Linked DNA regions of Mus musculus: region 2 is linked to region 1. A link is a contact called in ENCODE Hi-C data. All regions are on one chromosome and are shown on one strand. The core of a region is the stretch at or near the end of the contact, and the rest is flanking DNA. Distances in the headings are between cores, read along the strand shown. Region 1 holds the start of Acadvl (acyl-Coenzyme A dehydrogenase, very long chain). Region 2 holds the start of Kdm6b (KDM1 lysine (K)-specific demethylase 6B).

Region 1 (5,738 bases), core at 99-2,598:
TTAGGTCCACGGTCCTAGTGGGCTGCACACAGATCATGTTTCAGGGGAAAATGTGTGAGAAAAAGGGCAGGCAGGTAGACACTACTCTGGCTACTTGCTTGGCCCTAGTGGTGAGTCTACCAAAACTGGAGCACTGTGGAATGTTAACCAGGGGGATCCTCTCACCTGGGTATTAGAGAGGCCCAAACCACCCAGCTCGCTGGGTACTTGCAGGCCAAATGCCCCCAGTTCCTTGAGTCCCTGCAAAGTGTCGTCCTCCACCTTCTCCAAGGCGTCGTTCTTGGCAGGGTCATTCACTTCCTGAGCAAGGAATAGGAAGAATCTCATATTCAGAGGCTCCTTTAAGCTCCTTAGCATCTTACTTAGCCCAGGAGGGGCTGAGCTCTGGTCATCCCTTACCTCAAAGAACCGGGCCACTGGTCCCACCAGCTCTTTGAGAAATTGTGCCTGTTCTTCACTGAGCACTGTATAATGGGAGAGAAGAGCAGGCTAGTCAGGCAGAGAGGGCTCCCCTGCCCACACTGTCAGTGACTGACTAAGCCTTTACTTACCAGATGGGTATGGGAACACCTGATCAATGGTAAGCTGGCCTTTGAACATCCCCACAGCAAAGGACTTCGATTCCTAGGCAAGGAAGGAAAGGATCTTAGGTGGGTGCCTGGGGTGATTCTACTCCTGGTTTTTAAGTGTCAGTCCAGTTTCCAGTCACTTACTGCCCTGGCTGGTTTTTCTCTGGTGGAAGCATCAGAGGAGAGGGTTTCTGGCTTGTCCAGAACTGCCTGGAGGGAAGGGCAGAGCAGTTAGGCTGGAGATGGGTCTTAAAAGGTGTGCAGGAAGCGCTAGCTCTAGGAAGTGCGTTTGGTGCATGTTCCATTACTTTCTCACTAGGGCACCCTGGCGTGCCCTTTCCCCTACTTTCAGTGACAGAACTGCCACCAGGTGACTGGGTCGAAGAGAGAGACCCCTGTCGGTCGCAGGCTAGTGGGAACTGGCAACTCGCATTTCTACGTCCGTCTCCCTCATCCACTGTCACTTACCTGAGTGGCCTCCCTGGCATAAAGTCGCTGGGCAGAGATAGGCCGGGGTTGTCCCTGAAGCACAGTAGTAGATCGCGAGCTGTAAGGAGTCGGGGTTCAGTTCTGCCCTGGTTCCCAGACCCAGTGTCCCCTTGCTATATACGGACCTTCGGGCCCCCAGCCGCAGCAGCTGTCGCCCCACACTCGGGGTCATCCGAGCCGACTGCATCTCCAAAGCCGCCGCCGAAGTCTTGACCACTGACCTCTTCTCTTCGCGTCTCGCCTGCCCAAAGGTTGTGTGTCTGGGCCCTGACTCATGCTCCACAATGCACTGCGTGGTGGGGGCGTGGTCTTGGGCCTCGATGCATGGTGGGAGCTGAAGTTCCGACGTGTGCCCGGTCCCTGTATTCTACCTGACCTAGGGTGATCCATCTTCAAACGATCCGTTTTCTTTCCCAAACTCTATAGAGCCGCTGGTCTAAACTAAAGTCTGATCCACTAAAAAGGGAAGAGATTAGATAAGAGAAGGAAGAATTAAATGACTAGAAGGTTGGAGGTAGACTGGAGGGAGGACTTCCTAGCTAAAGTTAAAAGAGAGAAAGGAAAATATCAGATGCAGAGACCTGGATTATAAGGAAAAAAATTCTCCTTCAAATAAAGAGGGGCGTGAGGTGGCAGACTCAAGCTGGGGTGTACTCTAAGCGAATTCTGAGATCTAGAAGATTTCACCAACTTAAAACACTTCTAAAAGCGCGTAGTAGGCACCTCTAGTCTCTCATGGACTTTGGGAGATAATAAATCACGATCACTATGAATTTGAGGCCACATAGACCCTGCTAGAGTGAAGACTCCAAATACATAAGTCTTAGGAAATGAATACTTTTTTTTAAAAAAGAACTTTATGTGTGTCTCTGTGTGTCTGTATATTAGCGTGTGCACATGGGTGCAGTGCCTATAGATACAGAGACCAGAAGCTGTGGAGCTGGAGGGAAGTTGTGAGTCTCCCGACGTGGTTGCTGAGAACAGAACTAAGGTCCTCTGGAAGAGCAAAATGCATCGTGTGTGTGTTGTATGGTTTTTGTTGTTGTTGGTGGTGGTTTGTTTTTCTGAGACAGGGTTTCTCTGTGTAGCCCTGACTGTCCTGGAACTTACTCTGTAAACAAGACTGGTCTTGAACTCAGAAATCTGCCTGCCTCTCCTTCCCAAGTACTGGGATTAAAGGTGTGCGCCACCACTGCCAGGCTAGTTTTTTTGTTTGTTTGTTTTTTAATTTATGTATGTGAGTACACTGTAGCTGTCCTCAGACACATCAGAAGAGGGCATCGGATCCCATTATAGATGGCTGTGAGCCACAATGTGGTTGCTGGGTATTGAACTCAGGGCCTCTGGAAGAGCAGTCAGTGCTTTTAACCCCTGAGACATCTCTCCAGCCCTCCCTTTTTTTTTTTTTTTTTTAGGCTTTAAAGGTTTATTTTAAAATTTTTATATATATGAGTGTTTTGTGTGTATATATATATATATATATATATATATATATATATCCCACCAAGGTCAGAAGAAGGCATTAGATCACCTGCAACTGGAATTACATACAGTTAGCTGTACACTGCCATGTATGTGGACACTGGAGACTGAACACAAGTCCTCTGCCTAAGAGCAACGCATGCTCTGATTGCTGAGCTGTCTTGAACCTCATCTAAAAGTCTGCTTATGCGAGTGTGCACTCACATAAGCCCTTATCAGAAGACAACTTCCAATAGTTCTCTCCACATTTATGTGGGTCCCTGATGACAGGCTTGGCAGTGAGTTCCTTTACTCAGTGAGCCATGTCACTGCCCCCGACCCCTTCTCAGTATGGTCAGGCCTGGGGAGAAAAAGAGCTTAACTCTGGGTTGCTGGGACTGCCTTAGATAAAATCCTCTTTCCCACTCACAGAAAAGCAGCTAAATTATGCCTGGCATTTGGGAAGGTACACTATGCGGAGCAAAGTGTTACCTGGTGACCTGGGGAAGAATGGAATCTAGACCGATTGTCCACTTTACTAGCTACAACTGCGTAGGCTGAAGGCAGCTCAACTTCAATCTTGGCGGATTAGGGAGATTAAATCGAGAGAAGAGAGATGTCCCAGAGACCAAGAGGTGAAAAAAAAAAACCAACCCGGGTCTTTGAGGGGGTGATCTGGATCTGGGATGGGGGCCCAGGGGCTCCTTCTCTTCCTGAATCTATCCATGGTGTCTGGAAAAAGAAGACAAAGGCTGGGAAACCTTAGATGACTAAGTGGGTAAGTGGCTTGGTCTCGATCCTTTGTCACTTGCTTTTTTACCAGCTCCCAGGTCAGCCCTCTGGCTACTGGCCCCCCCACTACTGCGGTGGGCACCTCCCCTCCTCACAGTGCTGCACAGTGATCTCTTCCAGGCCTTGCTGGGTGAGTAAGGCTGGTGTTCTGAGGGGCCACAGTGGACAGGGCTGGCCTGTGGTATGGGGTCAAGCATTACAGGTTCTAGGCTGGTTGGAAATACTCAGAGCATCTAGTCCAGGCTCTCGCTTGTATAGAGCCATCACACTGTACCTCCTAGCAGCATCCATCCTAGCCGGAGGAGCCTCTCTTGACACACAGAAGCCAGGGGTAGCAGGGGTGGCCAGAGGGCCCCGGGATTTGGGAGGGTGACTTAATTCTGTTCCTGTGACAGACATCCTGGACTATTATGAGGCTTGTATCTCAGAGAGTCAGGTAAGGTGATGACGGTGGGTGCCTGGCTTCCTGACTGCCTGAGCTGGCAGGACTGGAGGGACAAGAGTACATTCTTCTAATTCTAAACTGAGACTTAGGGGCCCAGGCAACATGATCCCTAGTACTGACTGAGGAGTTGGGGCACCAGCAGTGCTGTCTGTGGGCAGCCAGCCCTATGCCCTTTCTCCTTTCTTCTCCCCTTTCTTGCATTGCCCCAATTTCAATACCAGGAAGTCCAGGTCATACTTAATTACTTTTCAGACTTCTTCCTGTGACTCCTAGGGGAGAACTAGGTCCCCAAGATTCTCTACTGCCAGCCCCTCCCTCAACCCCTTACCCCACGCTATGGCCTCCCTCCTGCACTCAACCAAGGAGGGATGCTCCCCTCCCAGCTGTGGGCTTTTTTCCTCTAAGGAGGAATTCCATCCTCCTCATCTTTGCTGTCATCACCGAGGTTAGCCAGGTCTCCATGTTTGCCGTAGGGCCTCTCTGCTTGTGCTTCTAGCTCCTTTCCCATTATCCGGGTTCCTGCCAGCAGTGAAGGAGTTAACACTGCCAAGGCACCCCCCCCATTCTGGCTCCTAGCTCCCTCCCTCCCTCCCCCTGCTTCCTCTCTCCTCCTCTCTCCCCTTCCCTCCTCGGCTCCGCGGCTACATCGGCCGCTGCCATCTCCAACCCCCCCCACCCCACTCCCCCGCCACGGCCCCTAGCCCCTGGCCGTTTGGCAAGACCCCCGCATACCCCGGGGCTTCCCGAAATCCAGTTCCCCTCCCCCATCCCAGCTCATGCCCCAGCCCCAGAACTCCGGGGCTGCCAGCCCCCTGTGCCCCTACCCCTCCTGAGAATCGGGGTGTGCTCCTCAAGCCCCCTCCCCTCCACTGGGGAGCCCCTTTTAGGGTCCCCCCTCCCTTCCACGCTCCCCTACCCTTCTCTTCTCCAACCTTCTCCTTCCCCTCTCACCCCTCCCCCCATCCTGGCCCCCCCTGCAAAAGTGGGGTGCGGAGGGGGGAGGGGTGAGAACCCACCGAGGGGAGGAACAAAACTCCAATGAAGTCAGAGCCCCCTACTCGCCGCCGCGGCCAGGCCCCCCAACATGGACTGTCTCTGTATAGTGACAACCAAGGTAAGCATGATGGGGAAGCCGTGGGGAGGGGGAGTAGGTAATGAATTTGTGGAGAAGGGTTAGGTAGGCCTTATCTAGGGCTGCAGGCACTGGAGTGAGAGCCTCAGAAGTAAGATCTATTAGAGGGGGTCACAGTTTAGTTTTGGGGTTCACATCTGAGAAAAGGATGGATTTGGCCACAGGTGCCTCCTGGAGTGATCATTTTGTACCTATAAGGAAATGGAGAATCTGGTGTTTGGGGTGGCTTGGTGAGCTTTAGTGTTCACCAGCAGTGTTTTGAGGGCAATTTATTTAAGGAGAAGCCTGCCTGCCTCACATGGGAGTTCTGCTCATATATGTGGGAAGGTGGGCTATGTGAGTGTGCTGGGGGGGAGGGTTGTCTTCCTTTCTGGGCAAAAAAGCTCATTTTGAGATACTGACCAATTTTTGGGGGGTCTCTTGGCATGAGGGTAAAGGTTACTGGTTGTGAGTGTCTGGCTTGTATGGCGGTGTCAACTAGCAGGTAAGGGTGGGCCTTCAGGTGGTAGAACATCTTGTGCTAGACATGTTTGGGATGCTCCTGCTTTGAGGGAATTGTACATTGAGGGTTTAATTATGTGGAATAGAGTGACCTGGGAGTTGTCAGAGGCCTGAGGCCTGATACAGCCTTACCTGAGAGAATGGACCAGGTGGGATTAGGATGTGGGGTACTCCCCTGGGAGCTAGAAGCTTGCAACAGCTGAGGTTGCCATCTCCTAAGAAGGATGAGGTTTGGGGTAGCAGGAGAGAAAGAAGGTAGTTGAGGACCATGTGGGTGGTACAAAATTTGGGGGTAGCCCAGGCAGGTGCCCAGTATTCCCATCTCCCACATTTTATCTAGCCCTGGTCA
Region 2 (5,738 bases), core at 877-3,376, 600 kb before region 1:
TGACCCTTCCAGTTCCCTTAGGCTGGTGTAGGCAGGTTCTGGCAAGCGGCACAGGTGGTCAGACAAGATGAACGGGCCCAACAGGGAGGAGCCTTCTTCCTCCGCAAGAGCTGTGACTGGGCCTGAGCTAGGAAGTAGCCTCTGCAGCAGGCTCCCTCCATGTCACCTCCAAAACCATATCCTGTTTCCCCATCACCTCCTTCCTCCATGTGGCCCAAGGAGGTGACAGGGGCCCACTCTCTTCCCTCCTAATCCTTAGATACAAAGAGCTAGGTATATTACTACAAGTCTAGGGCCAAGACTCAGGTGTTGATAGCAGGAGTTAGGCCTCAGTCAACCCTCACCTCAGACTCACTCCTTGGGGACCAGTGTTTTCTCCAGGACCCAGACACACGGGCTCTCTACCTGGCCTCTCCATTTCCTGGCCTTCCAGCCCCCATCTTTCCCCCTGCCCCAGAGACTTAGGCCTCTGGCCTCCATGATGCAATGCACTGCAAGCTTTTGTGCCTGCTGATGACACTGCCCCCAGGGAAGTGTTATTTCTGACCTAAGCAAGGCCCTTAAGGAACAGTGGTCAGCAGCGAGCTGAGAAAACTGGATTGGCTAGGACCTTCTGGAGAAAAGATGCTAGAGGCTGGACCCTTCTGGACAGGGAAGCAAATTCAGGACTAAGGTGCTTACCCAGCAGTTGATAGAATTTGTGGCTACGGGGTAGGCTAGCCTATAGAGGGGGGGAGGGTTGCAGGCCAGACCAAGGGGGTCAGAAGGGTATGTGATGGGTGTCTGGACACCAGAGTGGGGGAGGGCCAACAGCCATTTAAAGGGCCAACCTCAGAACTTTAATCCCTTACCAGCCTTGGCCCCAAGCAGGAGGCTGTAATTCATCTGCCCAACAGCTGGGGTGGGGGTGGGGGGGCATGTGCATGAGGAGGAGGGGCTGGGGCCTTCTTGTGCAAAGAACCAAACAACAAAAGGGGAAGCTGAAGGGGCCAGCTCTAAAGTACCCAGGTCACCCTACTGACCTGCGGATCTGCCAGTGGCCCCCACCTGGTTCTGGCCCACAGGTTCTGTAGTTCAGACTCACAGATTCTTGGTCATGGAGTCAAAGGGCTCACCCATGGGGTTCTGAAGAAAGCCTAGACTGAGCACCCTCAGGGCAGGCTGTCAACCCCTTCTTGCACTTTTCCAGCCACAGTAACTGGACTGGAGACCTGAGGCCCAGTCCCAGACAGCCTCAAATGCCCTGCTCACCAGCCAAGCCTCTGTAGACATAGCCTGCCAGCTCCCCCTCCTGCCAGCACAGGGTGGCAGTGGCCACACCAAGGCTGTCCCTTTAAATCATTTCCACCCCTGACGGTGTGGACAAACCAAGGGCCCTGCCCCCCAGGCAGGCAGCTTGCCACCACCCCACCCCCTAACCCCCAGATATGTAAGGGCCATTTAAAGGGACATCAGAGAGGCAGCCTGGTCTCTAACAAATCCCCACCCCCTCCTCACACACTCACTGTCCCTGTCTCCAGCAACACACAGCCCCCCTGCCTCTCCATCAGGCCCCAAATTCCGGTTTTCTCTCACCCCTAGAGACTGCTACGAGGAGAATGGGGCAAGGGAGACTGGGGGGAGCCATTAAAGAATAAGGACTCCCTCCTTCCTCAGAGCCCCATGAGACTGGTCGGAAGAAGCCAGCCTAAGAAACATTGAGACAGAACCCCAAAAGGTGCCTCGGGCAGAACAGGGGAGCACACACTGTGGGGTGGGGGGAAGGGAGTCAGGCTGCACGAGACGGAGGGTGGCGGAGCCAGCAGGCGACAAGCCCAACTCGCAGAAATGGAACAAGGAGGGCTGGGGGGGAAAGGCAAGGCCCGGGAAATCGGGGAGACGGAAAGGGGTCGTCCGGGAGGGTGTGGAAGAAAATCAGACAGGGGGAGGGAGAGCCAGGCCAGGGTTACCTGCTGGGTGTCTGTCCCCCGGCGGTGCCCCCAGAGTCCGGGTAGGGAGGGGGAAGCAGCAGGGGGGGGAGTGGGGGCTGGGGGGCGGGGGAGACGGTCCCTCCTCTGCCTCCTGGGCCTGCCCCGGCGCTTGCAGCCTCTGCCTCCCTCCCTCCTCCTCCCCGTCCCTGAGTCCCGGAGTCAAACAAAGAACTGTAGCAGGCTCTCCCCAACCCCCTCCCTCCCTCCTCCTCCTCCTCGTCCTCCTCCTCCTCCTCCACCTCCTCCTCCTCCCCTCCCTCCCCACCAGCAGGCTCCCTCCTCCTCCCTTCCGGTCTCTTCCTTTAACTACCCGCTCCCCCAGCCTCCCCCCACTAGTCTCTCTCCACCCACCCACCCACCCCAACCTTTTACACACCCCTTTAGCCTAGCCATGTCCCCGCTAGGGAAACTGTGGAGTCCCTTTGCAAAATGAAAGGCTCCAGAGAGCAACATGGGAGGGAACCAGAGTATCGCTTGAAAATCACAAGCTACAACGTAATTATTTTAACAGCCAAAGGAATATAGTCTTAGCTATTTTTTTTTAAGGAGGGGAAAAATAAACCTAAAGAAAGCAATACAAATCTGGCTAAAGCCCACATCAAATAAGGTACATAAAGTAGTCGATGCTAATCCCTGACACCCCCCCCCCACACACACACACACACACAACACACACTCCAGGTAGCAGAATTCTCCACTCTTTAACCAATCCCCTGTGAGGGCTACTTTAGAAACAGGTCCACCCACTATAATAACTAACAACATTTAATAATATGTATTTTCTGATACTCATTCGGTATTAATTTTATACCAACCACTGTGCTAAATGCTTTGCATAAATTATTTCACTGCCCCCTCCCATCAGCTAGAAGGTAGGTATTGATATTTAAATGTCCCAGATTGCAGATAGGAGGTTCTGCAAGGTTGTGACTTTTCCCGAGTCCCATTTAGTGGCAGAGCTGGGGTTAGAATCCAGGTTTGAGCCGACAATCCACATTCTTAGGCACAAGAAAGGAGACTCTGTAATACCATCACCAACTCCAAGATTTAACAGAGGGCAGCCATAACTATCACTGGACTTCTCTCTCAAAAGTGGGCAATACCAGAAGCTGATCCACCTACCTACACAGATAAAGACCTTGACTTTTCAGCCTAACTCTTTCTCCTCAGTTTGGTAAGAGGAGGTGACGGGAGTCGCAGGGATGGGCTGGTGTGTATACCCACATACAGCTCCTCTCTTAGGGGCAGCTGTCTTGCAACTACACCCACTTCAGCTCAAGCTGGGAAAGGGGCAACCTGACACTGGGCCATGCAGCAGGTGGGAAACTAAAAAGACTTCAGGAGACACTTCCAAGGGCGCGCGGGAGGGAGTACGGGGGGTGGTAGTGGTAGTGGGGACTGGAGAGGAAGTTTTTCCATGGCAATCTAGGAAAAAGAAGGGGGGGGAAGACCCAGAATTCTCTCAAGCCAGCAAAGGGGCAAAGTCTTTCAGGCCACACCACACCCGCGCCCCTCCCCCTTCACGAAACTCCAGGCCAGGGTTTCCCACCTGCAGGATGCTAATGCCAAGGGAAAGGAAAGGAGAAAGAGATGGCACGGGACTGGAACGGGACTCTGGGCAGAGGTGGGAGGGAATGGAAAGGGGAGGAGATCGCATTGCCTGGCAACCGTCCCGGGGCACGTGCACTGGTGACATCATCCCAGGCCACCTCGAACACAGACCTTTGACTCCTACCAGGGCGAAGAAGCTGCTAGCTGGCTAAATTTCCTGAGAAAATAGCTTTAGGAATTCTGGGAACCCAAAAAGGAGACGAAGGAGGGAACCCAGGCGTCCTGCTTTTATCTCTGTTAACCCCAGCAGAACCAATCCTAGGGAATCCGGTCATTCGCCTGCCTCCTCCTCTCAGCCTCCAGCCTTGACCTCCCAACCCACATTTCTGACTGTCCCGACACGCCCCTCGGAAATACTGTGCCTTCTTTCTTCTGGGCTTGATCCCGGGTTAGGGGCGGGAGACTAAGGGACGGGGCACCAACCAAGTCCCGCGGGACTCCGTCTGCTATCTGCAGGATCCCTTGTGCCCCAGCTGGCCGCCAGCCGGAATCTGTCTGGGTCCCCAACTCTCCCGCCCCTCCCGCGCCGTTCCAGGGCGGAGTCTGTGGAGTTGAAATCAGGACACGCGGAGAGGAAGAGTTATATAACCCTCTGGAGAAGCAGAAAAGGACGAGTGGAGACGGGGACAGCCCGAAAGGAGCCAAGGGAGGTGTAAAGAACGCCAGAGCGTGCGAGGAGGAAATGTTAAGGAAGGGAAGAGGAAGGTCTGGTTTGCCTATCAAAAGCAGGAATTTACAAGAAAAAAAGAAAATAGGCGTAATGACCCTCTGGCCTAGAAAGTCACCGGGACCACAAGGGGCTTCTCACAGTGTCCTGCCCTGTCACTAACTGCAGCTAGGCCTGGGTGGGTTAAGCCTCGGGAAGGGGTGCTTGTACCCACTCCCTTTCTTTTGTGGAAACACCCTTTGCCGGAGCTCGGGAAAGCCGCGGCTGAGCCTAGGGGGCCGGAAACCACAGCTCCGCCCAGCCCACCTGGGAGCTTGGGGCGCCAGCTGGGGGTGGCGGTGGGGAACACAGGTAGCGGGCCTTCCCTCGAGAGGCTGACATTAACAGTCGACACCCGGCTAAAGAGCGCAAACCCACCCAGACGTCTGGGCCCGCAGGGGTTGAGAAACACAACCCTGGACTAGTTTGCAAACACAGACTGACGACCTGAGGCAAAGGGGGGGGAGGGAGGGAGAGACACACACACGACTCGCCGCGCAGGCGCAAGAGACTGTCTGGGCTCGTGCAGTGGAAGGGGTTGTACAGGGAGTGGAGCGTGTGGGAGTGCACGTGCGGATCCTGGGTAGCCACCGCCACCACCCCCCCTTCCACCTCCTCCCTCTCCCTCTTTCAGGCTCTCTATGACAGCTTCCCATTGGTCACTAGGACCCTGACGTAGTCGACGTCCGCTAAAGCCGATTGGACTGGAGAGAGTGAGTTTGGGAATCTGGCGGTGGACGTTCCCCAGCCTGTTACTCTGGCAACTGAGAAAACAACCCTGGCAAGCGACGGAGGTTCGACCAGCCTTACTCTGAGCAACCACTGGGTCCGTTCCTATCGCACCTCAATTAATTACTTCTTTTCTCTCGGAGTTCTCATCGCCAGGAACTAGGTGTTCTGCCTTCGACCTTCCCCACACTCCAGCCTCCAAGACACAGTCACAGGCCACAAGCCAGAAACGAATCTGCAGTTTAGTGACCAACTCAACCCAAATGCCACTTCACCACTGTTTATTCTAGGCCGGAAAAAGCATAGTCTCTCGCCCTGTCCCTAGCTTCTGCACTTTACCCATATGCTTACAATTTCCTGGGCCGGGGGCGGGTGCCAGACAGATGACAGGGAATCAAAGGTGAACCTCAGCGCACCTTTCTCAAAGGTGCGTGTCACAGCTATAGATAGCCCCCCCCCCCCAACCCGCATGGCCCTCGGCTCTGGTGGGCGTCTCATCTTCGCCATCTCGTGGCTACGTGGGAAAGGTTCAGCATGGAGAAAGGGCCAGAGCCCAGTGAAGGCTAGGGAACTGAAGACGGAAAAGTGAGGAGGAGGGCACCGGCAACTAGAGGAACGAACCAGGCGAGGCCGAGAGCAGACGGTGCGGTGGAGTGCTGTGAGATGGAAAAGCTACCGCTCCTGGAGGGATGGTGAAAGTTGAGAATACATACACATCTCCC

What was found. A loop is a pair of places that touch in the nucleus more often than their neighbours do.
Region 2: a loop to region 1 is called in a map of T-helper 1 cell, with 3 times the contacts of the local background. The contact joins the promoter of Kdm6b here to the promoter of Acadvl in region 1. A Hi-C loop is called at or near these places in 2 of 37 maps with a recorded cell type or tissue (T-helper 1 cell and regulatory T cell).

Annotation. Positions count from the first base shown.
Region 1 is chr11:70,014,080-70,019,817 of GRCm38, forward strand. Acadvl (acyl-Coenzyme A dehydrogenase, very long chain) reads right to left here and starts at 1,349. Exons shown (of 20, transcript NM_017366.3): 1 at 1,184-1,349; 2 at 1,038-1,116; 3 at 714-779; 4 at 552-624; 5 at 400-464; 6 at 166-300. The coding sequence starts at 1,245. Dlg4 (discs large MAGUK scaffold protein 4) reads left to right here and starts at 3,124. Exons shown (of 22, transcript NM_001370675.1): 1 at 3,124-3,154; 2 at 3,343-3,441; 3 at 3,707-3,747. The coding sequence starts at 3,136.
Region 2 is chr11:69,414,068-69,419,805 of GRCm38, forward strand. Kdm6b (KDM1 lysine (K)-specific demethylase 6B) reads right to left here and starts at 2,127. Exons shown (of 24, transcript NM_001017426.2): 1 at 1,950-2,127. It overlaps Gm51903 (a long non-coding RNA gene), which reads left to right and starts at 1,446. Exons shown (of 2, transcript XR_003949708.1): 1 at 1,446-1,717; 2 at 4,922-5,738.